Linked DNA regions of Homo sapiens: region 1 is linked to region 2. The links are chromatin loops, found by intact Hi-C in ENCODE. Cell type or tissue: PC-9. All regions are shown on one strand. Each heading gives the region's core, and the rest is flanking DNA. Links, peaks and the distances in the headings are about the cores only. Region 1 overlaps STK10 (serine/threonine kinase 10). Region 2 holds the start of FGF18 (fibroblast growth factor 18).

Evidence for each region. Peaks named below come from ENCODE experiments on the same cell type or tissue, not always from the same donor. Only the 100,000 strongest peaks of a DNase experiment are listed, where the experiment ranks them.
Region 1: a loop joins it to region 2, with 6 times the contacts of the local background. A loop is called at or near these places in 11 of 110 quality-filtered maps.

What each region holds. Positions count from the first base shown.
Region 1 is chr5:172,056,015-172,065,401 of GRCh38, forward strand. It overlaps STK10 (serine/threonine kinase 10), which reads right to left. Exons shown (of 19, transcript NM_005990.4): 13 at 8,706-8,798; 14 at 5,125-5,254; 15 at 1,335-1,459. Among named protein-coding and RNA genes, the nearest start is that of FBXW11, 54 kb to the left of the region's middle. RefSeq lists an enhancer at 1-164. In PC-9, for the core only: a CTCF peak has its summit at 3,790 (motif pointing left); no DNase peak of the experiment used is centred there.
Region 2 is chr5:171,414,417-171,423,803 of GRCh38, forward strand. FGF18 (fibroblast growth factor 18) reads left to right here and starts at 5,231. Exons shown (of 5, transcript NM_003862.3): 1 at 5,231-5,815; 2 at 5,991-6,027. The coding sequence starts at 5,784. RefSeq lists silencers at 5,068-5,177, 5,298-5,407, 5,548-5,597, 5,658-5,737. In PC-9, for the core only: CTCF peaks have their summits at 4,454 and 4,662; DNase peaks (open chromatin) are centred at 4,435 and 4,965; H3K4me3 peaks cover 1,957 bases.

The DNA of each region.
Region 1 (9,387 bases), core at 1,002-6,001, 640 kb after region 2:
CAATGATGGCATGCCATCATTAGCTAATATCTCAAAGCAAAATGTACACGAAAGGGGATGGTTTACCATTAGTGATGGCAGATATGAACTTATATTTTAAAAAATCCTGATAGATTTGAATTTTTTCCTTCCCCTAACACCTATTTGTATTTCAAAGCTCAGCATGGGCATCACCTCCTCCAAGAAGCCTTCCCCGATTTCTTCACTTGGTTGGGTAGCCTTATTCTGAACTCCCATGGCCCTATACTGACTTCCATCACTGCATTTAGATAAGAAACTGGAATTATACACAGCTGCTGTGCATCCAGACCTTGGTCTGTCTGTCACTGTCCCACTATGGAGGCTGAACTGAGACAGACAATTCCCGCAGGAGAGGGTGCTTTGGCCACACAGAGTAGGGGCCCTCACCAGCTCTGGGGAGTTCAGGGAAGGCTTCCCAGCAGAGGTGGTGTTTAAGTGGAGACCTAAAAGTATTGAGGGAATGCACAAGAAAGAGAGAAATAAAGACAAAATGGAAAGGGAGGACAAAAAGAGGGAAAAGAGAAAAAAGAGCAAAAGAAAGACACACACCGGGCAGGCACAGTGGCTCACGCCTGTAATCCTGGCACTTTGGGAGGCCAAGGCGGGCAGATCACTTGAGGTCAGGGGTTTGAGACCAGCCTGGCCAACAGGGTGAAAGCCCAACTCTGCTAAAAAAAAAAATACAAAAATTAGCCAGGCATGGTGGCAAGCACCTGTAATCCCAGCTACTCGGGAGGCTGAGGCAGGAGAATCACTTGAACCCAGGAGGTGGAGGTTGCAGTGAGCCTAGATGGCGCCACTGCACTCCAGCCTGAGTGAGAGAGCGACTCCATCTCGAAAGAAAGAAAGAAAGAAAAGAAAGAAGAGAAAGAAAGAAAGAAAGAAGGAAGGAAGGAAAGAAAAGAAAGAAAGAAAGAAGGAAAGAAAGAAAGAAAGAAAGAAAGAAAGAAAGAAAGAAAGAGAAAGAAGGAAAGAAAGAAAGAAAGAAAGAAAGAAAGAAAGAAAGAAAGAAAGAAAAGAAGAAAGGGAAAAAAAAGAAAAGAAAGAGACATACACAGCAAGTAACAGTCAGTGAGGGAGCCACTTGGGCCATTGGCTTCCCTGCATCGTTTCCCCTATTCCTAGCCCCTTGAGCTGAAGCAGGACGCCCCTGGAGAACCTCCTGGGGCCTCACTGCAGCCAGCCCTGGCTCCTCTTGGGGGCACTTGTCATCCAAAGTGTGCACCCAAGAGGTGCCCCATCACATACAGCCTCATGGCTCTCCCAGGTCGGCCCGGCAGCAGATCCGAGCCCCGTGCCACCGGCAGCCTCACCTTCTCATGCTTGCGCAGCAGCTCGTGCCGCTGGAGGAAGTACTGGTCTTTGAGCTGCTGCTTCACCAGCTGGTGCCTCTCCTGCAGCTGGTGCTCTTCCATCTCCCACAGGGCTGCTTCCCGGTCTGCAGAGGACATGCCACCGAGCTGGTGAGGTGCTGACAACCAGAGACTCGACAGGCCCCCTGCCCCCCACCTCTGCCTGGCCTCCTCATGCTGGAGATGATAACCAACCTGCTGGGCTCAGGAATTGCCACATGTTCTACCTCATTAGACCATGTTGGCTGATCTGAGCTGAGGCCTAGAAACTTCCTTTAAGCCTAAGGAATGAGAGCTCCCAGGAGCATGGTATAGCAGGAAGTATTCAAAGTCAGGAGCCACAGAAACTGCAGCTATAGGCTGGAACCCAGCTCCATCGGTGGGATTAGGAATGGAGAGGTTCTCTAGGCATCAGCTGCCATGTCTGCCAGATGGACACAGCTATACCATGGAGGGAGGGGACGTCCTTGGGAGAAACTTTGAAGTGCAAAGTTTCCACACTGCATCTCTACCTTCCTGATGGGCACCTGGGAAGAGCTCAGATGGAGACCCCATGAAGAAGACAGAATGGCCTCTTGTCACTATTTCCTCCTTTGAAAAATGGGTGAGATCCTCCTTGTCTCCTGCACGTCCCAGGCATGCGTTATGAAGACAATGAAGATACTGGCATCTTAACACTGGAGGTCTATTAATCCACCCCTGTGCACAGCACCCGGGTGGGGACCTGGGGTCAAAGGGAGAATCTCACGCCCTTCGAGACAGGAGATTATGCTTGGCTCAGTGCGAATGTTGTTTATTTCACTGCATTCCTGTTCCGTGCAAAATGGTATCTGCTTTTGGTATATCAGAATAGTGATTCTGGCTTCCACCCCAAAATCAGAACCACAGTTCTGTAAATAGGACGGTTCTTACCAACATCATGGGATAGGAAAAGGAAGTGAGGGCTTTTCTCAAAACAACTGTGCTCTATTCAGAATATTGAAAACTCAAGAACCCTGTTTTGCTGATCCACATCAAATAATAAGAGGTTTATCTTGCTTAACTGCACTGGTCATCAAAGGCCTGGATGAGGCCTGTTTTATAAATGAGCCAAAAATTGCCCTGGGATATTGGCCTCGTGTTGTTTACTTCCTCACAGCAGGCTTGGACCGTCAAAAGTCCACAGGCACCAAACTCAAATTTGTACCCATCCTCTTGTTATTTTTAAAACATAATATGTACGGCCAGGCACAGTGGCTCACACCGTAGTCCCAGCATTTTGGGAGGCTGAGGTGGGCAGATCGCTTGAGCCTAGAAACCTGAGACCAGCCTGGGCAAAATGGCGAAACCCAGTCTCTACTAAAAATATAAAAATCAGCTGGGTGTGGTGGTGTGCACCTGTAATCACAGCTGCTCAGGGGCCTAAGGCATGAGAATTGCTTGAACAGGGGAGGCAGAGGCTGCAGTGAGCCAATATCGTGCCACTGCACTCCAGCCTGAGTGACAGAGTAAGACTTGGTCTCAAAAAACAAAAACAAAAAAAATGTATATAGTTACATAAAAAAGCTCAAACAGGGCCAGGCGCGGTGGCTCATGCCTGTAATCCTAGCACTTTGGGAGGCCGACGCAGGCAGATCACAAGGTCAGGAGATTGAGACCATCCTGGCTAACACGGTGAGACCCCGTCTCTACTAAAAATACAAAAAAAAAAAAATTAGCTGGGCATGGTGGCGGGCGCCTGTAGTCCCAGCTACTCAGGAGGCTGAGGCAGGAGAATGGCGCAGTGGCTCACACCTGTAATCCCAGCACTTTGGGAGGCCAAGGCAGGTGGATTGCTTAAGGTCAGGAGTTCAAGACCGGCCTGGCCAACATGGTGAAATCCCATCTCTCCTAAAAATATAAAAAATTAGCTGGACATGGTGGCGCAAAGCTGTAATCATCCCAGCTATGAAGGAGGCTAAGGCAGAAGAACTGCTTGAACCTGGGAGGTGGAGGTTGCAGTGAGCTAAGATTGTGCCACTGCACTCCAGCCTGGATGACACAGTGAGACAGCGAGACTCTCCATCTCAAAAAAAAAAAAAAAAAAAAAAGCTCAAACCAAGCAGATATTTAGCCATTTGGAGCCTGCCTACTTTGCATACCCCATGAAACTGCACCTAACATCTGCCAGCCATAGAGATGGAAGACCCAAGGGCTCCATAAAGACCCCAAGCCACCGTTGCCCTTTGCAGTTCTCTGACCCAGAGACGCCCCGTCTGAGCTCCCCACGCTGGACGACATCATCTAGACATGTGAGCCCCCTCTCAGTCCCCTTCTTGCCCAAGAGTTCCTTTGCCCTCTTCCCCTGCTGGATGGTGGCCCGCACCATCATCTCCAGAAAGCCTCATTCTGTAAGGGACCCCCTCAGCGTGTCAACTTGTCAAAATGCCCCCCAAGCAAAGCTGCTGGTATGCTACTGCCATCTTGTGGTCATTTATTTTTCCTCAATCAGCCCAGAAATCCCTTGAACTCCCAACAGCACCAGGGTAGGCCCGGCTTCCTGATATTGTCATCCAAGGCCCAGCTCTATCACCCATTAACTGTGCAACCTCAGTGCTATGATCTAAACGTTTGTGTCCCCTCCCCAAATGTGTATGTTGGAATCTTAACCCCTGAGGTGAGGGTATTAGGAGATGGGGCTTTTTGGGAGGTGATTAGGTCATGAGGGTGGAGCCCTCGTGAATGGAATTAGTGCCTTTTTATTAATAAAAGAGACCCCAGGCTGGGCACGTTGGCTTATGCCTCTAATCCCAGCACTTTGGGAGGCTGAGACAGGCAGACCACTTGAGCCCAAGACTTTGAGACCAGCCTGGACAACACAGAAGACCCCATTTACACAAAAAACACAAAAATTAGCCAAGCGTGGTAGCACGTGCCTGTAGTCCCAGCTACTTGGGAGGCTGAAGTCAGAGGACTGCTTGAGCCTCAGAGGCAGAGGTCACAATGAGCCATGACTGTGCCACTGCACTCCAGCCTTGGCTACAGAGCTAGACCCTGTCTCAATAAATAAATAAATAAACAAAAATCCCCAAAACCCAAAAAACCACAAAACCCCAAAAACCCAGAGACCCCAGAGCTAGTCTCCCTTCCACTATGTGAGGATACAGTGAGAAGGTGCCATCTATGAAGCAGAGAGTAAGTCCTCTCCAGACCACAAATGTGCTGGCACCCTGACTGTGGATTTCCCAGCCTCCAGAAGTGTGGGAAATGAATGTCTGTTGTTGATAAGCCACCCAGTCAGTGGTATTTTGTTACAGCAGCCTGAATGAACTAAGATACTTGGCCAAAGAATAGTAACTCTCCAAGCCTCAGTTTCCTCATCTACAGAAATGGGGATAACCTAGGCCCTGCCTCACAGTGTTAGGTGAGGATTTGATGAGATAAAGGTAGAAAAATGGACTGGCACATGGCCTGGCAGAGTGGTTGCTCAGTCCACGCCAAGCTCTCTCCACCTCCCGTAAATCCAGCTCACTTATTAACATACTCTGCCTGTTTCTTTCTTTTCTTCTCTTGACTTCTGGAATAATCTCAAATAGTCTTGGTGACAACTGGTGTCCTTACCTCGTTCCTTACTTCAAGTGGGGCTTTTCCCCAGGTTTCCCCATGAAGAATGATGTTTAGTTTTGGGGATGGAGAAGGCCTGGGAGGTTCTTGTTGCCCACCCCACTTCCCAGGGCTGGGATGTCCACAGCGACTCTGGGCCAAGACAGCGCTGCCACTTGCACACCCCCACCTCGAAGGAGCTCCTGCTTCTTCATGAGGCACTCGCGCTCCTTGTCACAGATCTCCCGCCTGTTGTCGGTGGTGAGCCTCTTCATGGCCAGCTCCAGGTCCTCCTTCTGCTTGGCTACAAAGTCCCGGTCCTGTGGGGAGAGAGGAGGACAGGCCTTTATCCAGAGCCGGCTTGGGCACCTCCATGTCTCTTCCTATTATGGGAGAAAAGCCCGCGTGATCAGAGAAGAAAATGCAGGAACAGAAAAGAAATTGGTGGAGGAGAAATTTAAGGGAGACTTAGAGACGCATCAACCAATTTCAACATGTGGGCTTCATCTGGATCCTGGATCAAAGAACAGTCTCGGTCTGTCACCAGAGCTGGAGTGCAGTGGCATGATCTCGGCTCACTGCAACCTCTGCCTCCCGCGTTCAAGTGATTCTCCTGCCTCAGCCTCCTGAGTAGCTGGGATTATAGGTGAGCACCACCACTCCTGACTAATTTTTGTATTTTTAGTAGAGACGGGGTTTCACCATGTTGGTCAGGCTGGTCTCAAACTCCTGACCTTGTGATCTGCCTGCCTCGTCCTCCCAAAGTGCTGGGATTACAGGAGTGATTGGAAACTGGAATACTGACAACATGACGTTGTTCAGCAATTATTGTTGAATTTGCTAGGTGTGTTTATGGTATGGTAGTTATTTCTGTGATGTTTGACAGGTAAAATAATATGATGTCTGGGATTTGATTAAAAAGAATACCTTGGGGTCAGGGAGTGAATGAGTGGACATGAGGTGATATTACTGAGATTAGGTGACAGGTATATGGTAGTTCATTATACCTATTCCCATGTTACTTTTCTTTTTTCTTTTTTTTTTTTTGAGAGAGAGTCTCGCTCTGTCACCCAGGCTGGAGTGCAATGGCGTGATCTCAGCTCGCTGCAACCTCAGCCTCCCAGGTTCAAGTGATTCTCCCATCTCAGCTTCCTGAGTAGCTGGGACTACAGGTGCACACCACCACACCTGGCTAACTTTTGTATTTTTAGTAGAGACGGGGTTTCACCATGTTGGCCAGGCTGGTCTTCAACTCCTGGCCTCAAGTGATCCACCCGCCTCGGCCTCCCTATTCCTGTGTTTTTAATTTTCCATAATAAAGGGTAAAAAAAATTAAAATAAAAAAATTTAGAAACCACGGAATTAGTAAAACTCTCCACTCATCTTATCCCCCAGAGTTGGCAGCTGCGGTAGGTATGTCTATACAAGTGTATCTATAGCTATTGTTATTGCTGTGTTACAAAAATTATTAAAAAGGGCTCAAAGAGATATGTGTGCACCCAAGTTCACAGCAGCATTATTCACAACAGTCAAGGGATGAAAACAGCCCACGTGTCCGTCGATAGATAAATGGATAAATCATGTGTTATATCCACACAATGGAATATTATTCAGCCTTAAAAAGGAAGGAAATTCTGACACATGCAACAACATGGATGAACCTTGAGGACATTACGCTAAGTGAAATAAGCCAGTCACAAAAGGACAAATATTCTATGATTCCACTTACATGAGGTACCTAGAGTAGTCAAATTCATAGGGAAAGCAGAATAAAGTTACCAAGGGTTGGAGGAGAAGAAATGGAGAATTACGGTTTGATGGGTGCAGAGTTTCAGTTTTACAAGACAAGAGAGTTCTGGAGATAGATGGCGGAGATGGCCGCACAATGTGAATAGGCTTAACGCCACTACACTGTACACTTAATAATGGTAAAGATGGTAAACTTTATGTTATGACTATTTTACCACAATTTTAAAAAATTATTTTAAGAAATCTTTCCATGTTATAATGTGATCTTCTGGCCAGGTGCAGTGGCTCATGCCTGTAATCCCAGCACGTTGGGAGACTGAGGCAGGCGGATCACCTGAGGTCAGGAGTTCGAGACCAGCCTGGCCAACATGGTGAAACCCTAACTCTATTAAAAATACAAAAATTAGCTAGGCGTGATGGCAGGCACCTGTAGTCCCAGCTACTTGGGAGGCTGAGGCAGGAGAATTGCTTGAACCCAGGAGGCAGAGGTTGCAGTGAGCTGAGATCGTGCCACCGCACTCCAGCCTGGGCAACAGAGTGAGACTCCATCTCAAAAAAGAAAAAAAAAAAACTGGGATGAAACTCCCAGTTTTGAAACTCCGTCTCAGATAAATAAATAATGTGATCTTCTATCACATGTGTTTGAATGGCTGAAAATATTTCATGCTATGGATGTTATTTATCCAATAAACAACAGGGTGTCTCTAGGTTTTATCTATTTTAAATAGCGCTACTTCATATTCTGGTAGCTAAGTATTTGTGAACCTCTGTGATAACTCCTTCAGGATTTTCAGATTCCCTCAGGATTTCTAGAAGCAGAAAATCCAAGCCAAAGGATGTGTACATCTTCAAAGCTCTCCATGCAACTGCCTCCTCCAGGCCAATCTGCTGTCCCTCTGCGTGGATGAGGGCCTGTGTGCCCCGCCCTCACCAGTCCTGCGTTCTCTTCCTAATCGTGCTGTAATGGGACAGACAGGTCATAGGGTGTCCCGGAGAGAACACAAGCTTGAGGCCTCGACCCCCTCCCTGAATGTGAACTCAGCAATGTTACCTCTCTCAGCCTTTGTTTCCTCTTCTGCGAATGGGAAAATGAACAGCTCCTACCATAGTAAGCTATGAATGCTGAAGCAGGTAATATACAAAGCATTTCTAAATATGGACTCAAAAATTCTTTGCTTTGGGGGCTGAGGAAGCAGAACACACAAAGACCCCCTCGTGGGGGAAAATAGGAGCATTCCGGCAAAGGATGAAAAGAAGGCTGGGGAGGCCGGCCAGGGCACAGCAAAGAGGCGGCGCTTATCTTAGGGACAATGTGGGAGCCACTGAAGGGTTTTAAGGCACAGGGCTGTGGGGGGAAGGGTGCTATTATCAGACTTGGAATTCACATTGATCACACGCAGGCAGGAGAGAAGAAACTGCAGGGGAAAAACAGCTACAGGAAGCCTCGCTGGGAGGCCACTGGACAGTGGCTGGGGGATCATGGAGATGGTGACGAGTTCATAGATCCAGAGACAGGAGATAAGAAATATACATACCATGCTTCTGGAGGTGACGAAGGACTGGAGGGAAAGGAGGCGTCAGGAATGATGGGCCAGAAAGGAAGGAAAATGGCACCCCCTCAGAGCATAACAGGACCAGGTCTGGGACATCACAAGTTTGATGTCCTTCAGACTTAAAAGATGCCAAGTGGGCAGGGGAATATACTGGGTTGGTCAAGGAGATGTGACTTACAAATAAATAACCCTAAAACAAGGTAGGAGGTGCTAAGGGTTTGGGAGGTGGTCAATGTAAAGTGTTGGGGTATCCAGAGATGGAAGAGCTTACTTCCAGATGGAGGCAGGGCAATCGAGGAAGGCTGCATGGAGGAGGGGATAATGGGGCCATGAAGGATGAGGCCAGATTTAGGTATTCAGAACGGGGTATTTGAGGGGCAGGGATTGGGCAAAGGCAGAGAGGGGGCCTGGTCACCATTCCAGGTCTCGCACCAGCCCCTGCGCTCCCCAGCTGAGGCCAGGGACTCACAAGAAGCTGCTTTTTCTGCGTGTGCTCCTCCATCTTCTGCTTCATGCTTTCCTTCCGCTGCTGTCGGGGGAGCTTCTCCACCTCGTTCTTCACCTGCAGCAGAGACAGCAGAGAGTAGCTGGGTCAGGGTCCTCTCCATGCTTCCTACAGTATAATCTTCAACGCAGAACCCCCGGGCCAGAGAAACCAAAGAAGAGGCTCAGCTTTGCAGCGGCCAGCACCCTACGCGGCTCCCCACCAAGCCCCTCTGAGCAGGTGCTCCACACTGGCCTACTCCTGCCTGCCGCTGGTTTCAGCTTCCAACTCCCCCAGAGTGGGCAGGTGCTGTTTTCAGCAGCTTGGTATCCACCCCCCTCTTCTGGTAACAGCACCTCAGTTTCCTGCAGGGAAGTGTTTCTCAACCTTTTTAAAAAATTACAGTCCCTACAGAAGTTCTTTTAGACATTTTTCCCTAATCCCTCTCCCCCCATGAAATACTAGTCCAACAGACAATATCGTCAATCTGACAAACCATTGTCATATTTCAGTTATTTTGCTTCCTTTAGGGTAACACTAGCCGGGCTGAAAATGCACTTTTTTTTTTTTTTTTTTTTGAGATGGAATCAAGCAATTCTCCTGCCTAAGCCTTCCAAGTAGCTGGCATTACAAGTGTGCACCACCACACCTGGCTAATTTTTGTATT
Region 2 (9,387 bases), core at 1,395-6,394:
GCAATAAGACGATGCTGTCATTTATAACATTGCCATATAACTGCCTGAGGCTTTTTTTTTAAAGGATCACACTGATAAAAAGTGCAATAAATATGTAAATCAGTAACATTGATTTTCATAATATCAAGTATGTGCTGTACATAATTGCATGTACAGGTTTCTTTACACCAGCATCATGAACATGAGTAATGCATCGTACTCTGCTGTTAAAATTGCTACAGTGGTCAGCTCCCTTATAGTCTGGGCCCATCGTACAGGTGGTCTCTTGCTAACCGAACCATCGTTATGTATCTTTTATTTTTGTTCTGTTTTTTGAGACAGAGTCTCGCTCTGTTGCCCAGGCTGGAGTGCAGTGGTGCAGTTTTGGCTCACTGTAACCTCCGCCTCTCCGGTTACAGTGAGTAACCTTCTGCCTCAGCTTCCCAAGTAGTTGGAATTACAGGCACGTGCCACCACGCCTGGCTAATTTTTATATTTTTAGTAGAGATGGGGTCTCACCATATTGGCCAGGCTGATCTCGAACTCCTGACCTCAGGTGATCTGCCCGCCTCGGCCTTCCAAAGTGCTGGGATTACAGGTGTGAGCCACTGCGCCTGGCCAGCTTTTTTTTTTTTTCTTAACGGATAACATTTTTTTTTTTTTTTTGAGATGGTCTCACTCTGTTGCCCAGGCTGGAGTGCAGTGGTGTGATCTTGGCTCACTGCAACCTCCACCTCCCGGGTTCCAGCGATTCTCCCACCTCAGCCTCCCGAGTAGCTGGGACTACAGGCGCATGCCACCACACTCGGCTAATTTTTGTATTTTTTATAGAGATAGGGTTTCACCATATTGGCCAGGCTGGTCTCAAACTCCTGACGTCAAGTGATCCATTCACCTCAGCTTCCCAAAGGGCTGGGATTACAGGCATGAGCCACCATGACCCGCTGTGTAGCTCTTGGCAGTACTAGCTTAATGAGCAAGGAGAGATGAGCATTGTATAGGGCGTGGGTCTTTTCTTGGAAATTGTCCAAAAAAAAAAAAAAGTTGAGAGTTAACAAGTATATACTGAGCCTATTAAAGGTGGCCTGGACTCTGGAAATACAGGGTTAAAGTTATTTGAGAAAGTCTGAGGCTACTTTCCAGCCAGTTCCTTAATGAAAAGCCAGTTACTCCCTGACTCATGGACTTGGCAGTAGAGGTCCCAAGTTTTAATGCTGTGCGCCTTCTAGGAGCTGGCTTTGAGAAAGCTTAGAGCCTCATTTGTGCTAAGGGTCTACTTTTCTTATTACCTGATAGTGCTGCTTGAGGCTGTTTGTCCTTTTTTTTTTTTTTTTTTTGAGACAGTCTCACTCTGTCCCCTAGGCTGGAGTGCAGTGGCATGATCTCGGCTCAGTGCAACCTCTGCCTCCCGGGTTCAAGCGATTCGCCTGTCTCAGCCTCCTGAGTAGCTGGGATTACAGACACGTGCCACCACACCTGACTAATTTTTGTATTTTTAGTAGAGACAGGGTTTCATTGTGTTGGTTAGGCTTGTCTCGAACTCCTGACCTCGTGATCCGCCCACCTCGGCCTCCCGAAGTGCCGGGATTACAGACTTGAGCCACCGCGCCTGTCCTGTCCTGTGTTCTTAGGCTGGATGTTTTCCATCTTTGTCTCCACAATATTTGTATTCCACAGATTCCCTGAATCTTAGGAGTCTTCTCAGTCAAGACTGGGAAGAAGTGGGAAACAAGTGGAAAGACTGCAGTACTCAGTTTACTTGCACACTTGAACAAAGGGATTTAAATATATACTCTGTTTCAGACGAAAGTTCTAGGTGCGTAGGGTTAGTAGGCAAGGCAGCGAGATGCTCTGCAGGGCTTACATTTCATTGTGTTACTTGTCAACATATATTCTTAACTCCCCTCAGAAAATTGCCTGAGTTTATTAGCTTAGAGCTGGGAATTTAATGCAGGTGTGTCTGATTCCGACCCCCAAAATAGCACATGGCTGCGTAGCCCAAGCTACGGTACCCTTACCTGGACTGGTAACAGCTAGCTTAGCATCCTCCTTACTCCAGCTACTAAGAATGAAGTGGAATGGTGTAACAGCATTCCACTTCATTCTTAGCCAGGGTAAAGCTTTTTTAACAAACTGAATTTTGACTGTTTCAAAGCCCTTAATTGACAAATTGTGGCATATCTATACTATTAAGTACTATCCCACGATGAAAATTGACTACTGCAAAATGCAACAATGGATCAATCTCAAACATGCTCAGCCAGACACAAGCACATAATAGGTGGTTCCATTTATGTGAAATCGAAAATAAACCAGTGCCAGATAAATGATTGCTTGGGACGAGCAATTGGGGGCCGGAAGATTGCCTGAGAAGAGGTGGTGTTTGTACCTAGATACATTTGTCAGAACTGAACTGTACACTTAAAACTGATGCATTGCAAAACTGGTACCCTTAAGCCATTGATGGCTACTTAATTTCCTGTGAAGGCCTGGTCAAGCACATTGCCTGTTTTCACCCTCATCTCTTGCCACACTCTCCCTGGCTAACCCTGCCAGTCGCCTAGCCTTTTTCCACTGGAGGCACTTTGCATCTTTTACCTGGAATATTCCTTTGCATGGCTATCTACTGTCTTTGGGTCTTGGCCTTAATGTTACCAAGAGGTCTTCTGGCTTCTCTATCCCACTGGTTTCTCTCAAAACACTGGTAACAAGCCAGCATTTATCTCTTGGTGTATTTGCTTATTGCCCATCTTCCCTAGTGGAAACGAAGTGCTTTTTTAGTGCAGGGACCTTGCCTGTCTTTCAGTGAGGGCTCGACACTGTAGGATCTCAATAAATTGTGATTGAATTAGTAAGAAGTGACTACTAAAATAGTGGTATATATTAAGTGTTGTATGAACATGCCAAATCCAGATAGAACCCATTTAAGATTCAGGCATATGGTAAATAGGTCATGTTGGTAAATAGGTGCATGAAACTAGAGGGTGTGAGTGGTGGGGAAAAGAATGTGTAGTATAAAATGGATTTGGAGTCAAAAGACATTCTGACTAGATGCCTCTTCAACTGTAAATTGGAAATGATCCTGCCTCCCTACTTCATGAAATTGTTCAGAAAGAAATGTGAAAATAACCTGAAAGTAACCTGAATAATAATTAGGATTATTAGTTAGCAGCTAAAACGTTTGGAGTTTTCATTGTGTGCCAGACACTCATTGAGTACTCACAACTCTGTGAGAGTTGTTACTGTTCTTAGCCATATTTTGTAGAGGAGGAAGCAGAATCTCAAACCGTTGCTTGCTGGAATTTATAAGTAAATGTTGGTGGCAGTATTCAAATGCAGTACTTCTGACTCCTGAGTTTATGCTCTTACTCAGAACTGTTCTCTTGGCTGGACTTTTTGGTCAGTCTGATTTGTTTGGTAGGTGAGATTGGCAAATATACTTTGAGCATTGAAAAATACTGCAAGCATTTTAGATAGGGTATAAATAATTATATACCCATTCCATTCACAAGTAATAAAAAATAGTAACAATATAGAAAATTGGAAGCATGATTCTTAGCCAGGAGATACTTCAAACTAGCAGATGGTAAGCCAAAAACTCCTCGACTGGGTTTGTCAATCTTCCTATAAAGCAAGATCAAAGACGGCGGCAATGACTCGGGTCATCGGTGGGAGCATTTCTGTCCATTTCTATTTATGGTTGGTCATTGCATCCTATCTTGGGATCGATTCATTTTCTCCAGAACTTGGGAAGTTACGAGTAACTCTGCAAGTCCAGCTCTGGCAATCAGAATGTCTAAGTAAATTCAGCTTAAAAGCTTCATGCAGGAATTTTCCCCCTCAGCACCTGGTTTTGAAAAGGTTTTCTGCACTTGTGTCCGATGTTGAAACAGAGGCTATCTGTTTAAAATAGCCTCAGCTTTGAAAGGGAACTTAAAATAGCTTGCAAGGAGGCCTGATATTTGGAACAATTACTAATGTTTTATAGTCATGGCTTCAGCAAATAGCACTGTTCGACAGTCCTACCTCAGTTTATGCTCCAGTGGACCATCAACCATTGCCAACGCAAGGAGGCTTTAACCAAATAGTCCAGATTCCTGAGTTTTGCTTGAGCCTGTCCTCCAGCGTCTTTCTCACTGTGACCTATTTTCCTTAGCATCAGGCTCAAGCAGAGCTTGGCTGACACCAGCTCTAGACAGTGAGGCAGGTACGTGACAAGAACACCTACGTTTTGGGGTTGGTGGGAAGGACAGGAGTTATGCCTCTGGAAGGGGCAGAGGCGGTAAGAACCAGTGTCCTGAATGGGGCCCTGGTTAAAGGAACGAAGCTGCCTAGTATGCAAACGGAGGCAAGTCTTAGTCCGGTTTTGGGAGGAGGCCGGAAGAGGGCCTCAGCGTGGTCGCTGACCAGAGTCCTGCTGGCTGCTCCCCGGCGTGCAGCCGTCCGTGCTGGGGTTGCAGTGACGTCTCGGGGCCGCTTGGTGGTAGCCGTGTGTTTCCAAAGCTGGCTCGCCTACGGGAGAGTCCAGCTGGGATCCCGTGAACCGACCCCAGAGCCCCGGAGGGGGCGAGGGGTGGGAAGGAGAGATGCCCGGGAGCCCCCTTCGCAGCGGCAGGGACGTAAGAAGAGGACGGGGGCTCACTTAAGTGGGTAGCCAGTCAAGAGGGTGGCTGGGAAACTCCACGATCGCAGGGCGGGTAAAAGCGACCCCCATTCAGTGGAGCCGCCCCGGGGCTGGGTTTGACCCGCCCCTCTCGGCTCTCCACTAGAGCGCTGGTGAGTGAGTGCGAGTAGCGAATGTGGGCAGGTGAGGACGTTCCGTACCTAACTGCGTTCTTGGGGAGCATCGCCTGCCCAATTTGGGCAACGTTTGCGCGGAGGAGCGGTCACTGCGCTCGGGCGCAGAGCTCCGACGGCTTCCAGCGCTCACCAGCTTCAGTCTCGCGGGTCCTGCCCCTTTGGAGCTGCCGGTCCCGTCTCCGAGAGTCTGAGCGCCTCCCCTCCAACCCCGAGCCGCCAGGAGAAGGAGGAGGAGGCAGCGAGAGGCCGCGGCAGGCAGGCGAGCAGGCAGGGCCGCCTTTGATGTGGGCTGGGCGCACCCAGGCGAGCTGAGCGCCCGTCCGGCCGCGCCCCGAGGGGGGAGCCCCCAGGCCCCGCATCCTCATTGTGCCGGCTCGGGCCCGGGCCCGCCCCCGGCCCCCCGCCCCCTCGCCGCCCGCGCGTAGAAAACGCCCCGGCCGCCGCCAGTGGTGGGAGGCGGCGATGCGCACGGCCGGAGAGACGCGGAGGAGGAGACATGAGCCGGCGGGCGCCCAGACGGAGCGGCCGTGACGCTTTCGCGCTGCAGCCGCGCGCCCCGACCCCGGAGCGCTGACCCCTGGCCCCACGCAGCTCCGCGCCCGGGCCGGAGAGCGCAACTCGGCTTCCAGACCCGCCGCGCATGCTGTCCCCGGACTGAGCCGGGCAGCCAGCCTCCCACGGACGCCCGGACGGCCGGCCGGCCAGCAGTGAGCGAGCTTCCCCGCACCGGCCAGGCGCCTCCTGCACAGCGGCTGCCGCCCCGCAGCCCCTGCGCCAGCCCGGAGGGCGCAGCGCTCGGGAGGAGCCGCGCGGGGCGCTGATGCCGCAGGGCGCGCCGCGGAGCGCCCCGGAGCAGCAGAGTCTGCAGCAGCAGCAGCCGGCGAGGAGGGAGCAGCAGCAGCGGCGGCGGCGGCGGCGGCGGCGGCGGAGGCGCCCGGTCCCGGCCGCGCGGAGCGGACATGTGCAGGCTGGGCTAGGAGCCGCCGCCTCCCTCCCGCCCAGCGATGTATTCAGCGCCCTCCGCCTGCACTTGCCTGTAAGCGCCCGCGCGCGGGGCTGCCCACCTTGCCTGGCTGTCTGTCCGTATGCCTGTGCCCTGTACCTCTGTCTGCCCGCCCGTCGGTTCACCTGACTCTTCGACTGCGTGTCTGTCTGTCCGTGCGCCCCCTTCCTCAGGTCCCACTGACCGCTTCTCCATCTGTTTCCCGCAGGTGTTTACACTTCCTGCTGCTGTGCTTCCAGGTACAGGTACGTGGGCTCCTGACTTTGACCTCCTCCCGCCCCTGCCTCGCGGTACACGCCGACCCCCCTTCCCCGGCCGCGCCCCCTCCCTGTGCCCCACCCCTCCTGGGCGCTGAGCCCAGTGCACCTGTTCCCAGGGCGCGGAAGGGCGGCTCCGCGTGCGCCCTGCGCCGGCGGGGAACCGGCCAAGGGCAAGGGGCTCTGCCGCGGGGCCCGAGGAGGCGCTGGCTGTCGCGGCCACTGTCGGCCTCGGCTGGGAGGAGATCCCGCAGAGCCGGCGGGCTCAGCCGCAACAATATACCCAGCTCTAAGACCCCTGCCCGCAGCCAGCGAGGGGTAGGACCTAGGGATTTTCTCTGCCAACCTTCCCTTAACATCGCCGCTTCCAAACAAAAAGACTTTCAGCCGAGTGGATTTCGAGTCCAGGGAGAAAGCTTCAGTTGTAAATTACTCTGTGGTTTTGAAGGCGCTTGCAGCACTGAGACACACACACAGACACACACACATGCCCGGGACGAGGGGAAGCTCGAGGGCGCCTAGGCCGAGTGGCCGCTGCCCGCGAGGCCGCTCCCGGATGGGCCGCGCTCCGCACTCCCTCGCCTAAGGTGGTGCAGCCCTCGTTGGTTCCCCGCCTGCTCCCGGTTCGCTCGCTCTCCGTGAATCAGAAGAGGGCTTGGCGCTCGGCCTGGAAAGCACTTGCTAAAATCTGATCTGTTACTTCAGCAGCTTTCAGACTCGGGAAGGTCTTGGCACGCAGACAGTTGGAACGCTCTGGCTTCCAAAGCCGTAGAAATGAAGGAAAAAGGGTTGGGGGGAGGGAGAGAGAAGAGCGAAAAAGGGAGCCGACTTCAGCCCCGATTAGAACCAGACCAGGGCTGCCTCTGCATGGTGGGGGTCGGGGGGCGGCGGGCAAAGGGAATAGGAAGCGTCAGCTCCCCAAGCCCCCACCCACCTAGTGCTGCAAGGGGCCAGGCCAGGAGGAACTGGACACAGGTCAAAAGAGGGTTGTCTGACCCTTCCCCCTCGGTGGAAGGCAGGTGGCTTTCCGGGATTAGAGAAGATTCTTAGACCTTAGCCTTCTGGATTGTGGAGATCCCCAGAGCTAGCCTTGAGCACAGGAAATTGGTGGTTCTCCCGGTTTTCTGGCTCAAGGAGTGTTGTGTGCCTTGAGCACTGCGCGACTCAACAGCCACTCGCAGTGTTTGGCGGTGGTGGGCCTGCTATCTTCCTTCCACGCCCAGGAGAGGGTTGTTACCCTCCTGATAGGCACTGAGCTGGGGGCATCCATTGGGGCTTGGGGATGGAAGGGTGGACGGACTGATGGGTTCTTTCCTCCTGTTGGCCAGGCTGGGGTCCCCAGTGACTCCTTGAATCAATATAACTGGAGTCAGTAACTTAAGACTGGCTGTTTGCCAAAGCAGATGTGACCTGTGTGGTGATGGGGGTGGGGGTGGGGAACGGCTGGTGTCAAAGAGGGAGGCCAGTGCCAGGCATGGCCTGCCTGGTCTGCAGCTGAGTCCCCAAGCAGAGGGCAGGCCCTGGGGTCACTCCAGGGGGTCTGCTTGTCTGACCTGGGCAAGAGCTCTTTTCCAGAGTGCTGTGCCTGGGGGCAGGAGGGATGAAATGGGCAAGGAGTAGCAGGGAGGCCTGCGGATGTGTGGCTCAAGCCTCTGGATGCCTGCTGCTGTTGGTTCTTCTTGAAGTAGGGCCCAGGAGGGGCTGCTGTGTGGTCTTTGTGTTCTCCGTGGGAGCTGGAGGGAGGGAGTGTGGACTCTGCATCCCACCTCCACCTCCTGGCCAGAGCTAGAGCCAGCATCTTGGGAAAGAGCTGGGTGGTCTGCCCTGGTTAGGTCAAGAGGCAGCCTTCAAGCAGGTGAGGGATCCTCCTCTCCCCACCACCTCCACCTTCCCCCTTGTCCCCACCGGCCTTTCTGCATCCAAAGTGCCATAAGACTGATGTTTTTAACCCATGGTCCATGTACCCTTGGAGTGTCAAAGGATGGGATTGTGGGAGGGGGAGGTCCCTGAAACACTGCACAAAAATGGTGCTCAAATGTGCTGTGTCTGGAAGAGGGTTGCCTGCTCCCCACAGAGTTTCAAAACATCTATGACCCCTAAAGATAAAGAAATGTTATCCTGGGAGTTATGGGCAAGGTTGTCAGGCTTATGTCCCCATTCACACTACAGGGGCAAAGGTGGGGTGGCCTTAATGGTTGAAATGAGGGGTAGGAGCCAAATGATGTTAACTGCCAGGAATCTGGGGCCTGCTCCCTGCTGAGGTTTGGGTAGGCTGCACTTAGCGGGTAGCAGTTCAAGCTCCTTTAGGGTGAGCCGGGGCCAGGGAGGCCTCTCTACATGGCAGGAAGGGCTCAGGGCTTTGCAATCCAGTGGCCTAGGCCTGAACCCCAGCTCCAGCTCCATCTTTCCCTCTCTGTGGATCCCCAGAGTCTTAGCTGCATCATTTATGAAATGGTTGGTCATGGAGTTGAACTGGTATATGATGGGGGGTGGGGTAGTTTTGCCAGTTCTCATCCACCCAGGAAGGCACATTGTGGCTGCTGGGAAATGGATGCGCCTACGCCCTTCCCTCCCCTCGCAGTGTTTTCCAGGACTGGTCCAGTCTTAGCGGTGGAGTTTCTGGGCCCCTCCTTTCTTCCTGTCCATCGCTACCGGGCTCAGAATGGGTCCCTGCCCCCAGCTACGTTTCCATGAGCACATTCAGTGCCAGACACTGTCCTGCCCACCCCCAAAGTGGTGAGCCCGCCCTCACCCGCTGGCCACCCTGGGAAGTGGGAAGCTGGGAATTTAATAAAATCCCTTCATCCCTTCTCCACACGACTCAGGACACCGTAGATAGCTCAAATTGGAAGAATTTTAAAAATTTCCGTGGGGAGCAAACGGCGTGACCAGTAAATTGCTTTTCTGCACTTGGCTGAGCTCTGACAATGACACCGGGCTGGGCCTTTCACGCAGCTCGGCCGGCACCTGCCTGACATTGTTCCTGCCGCCAGGCTCGGCTAGGTCCTGGCCTTCCCCAGACAGACCAGGCATGAGGCGGGCCAGGCTCGGCGGGGTGGGGGGGCATCCCCTGGCCTCTTGTCCCTCCTGCCAGCCCCTTAGCCCCTTGTCCCTCCTGCAGCGCCACTTCCTCTCTCACCACAAGAAGTGTTCAAGTTTGGAAGTTTCCTTCCACGCCCCCTCTCGGCCTGACCACCCCCACACCCAGCCTCCTCAGTGAGGTTTAGACCCTTTCTTTAAGCTGGTTAGGATGGGGAAGCTGGAGACAGTGTCCTTTGGTGCAAAAAGAGGATGGGATGCTCTGTTAGTGGATGGCACTTTTTTTTTTTTTTTTTTTTTTTTGTGCTC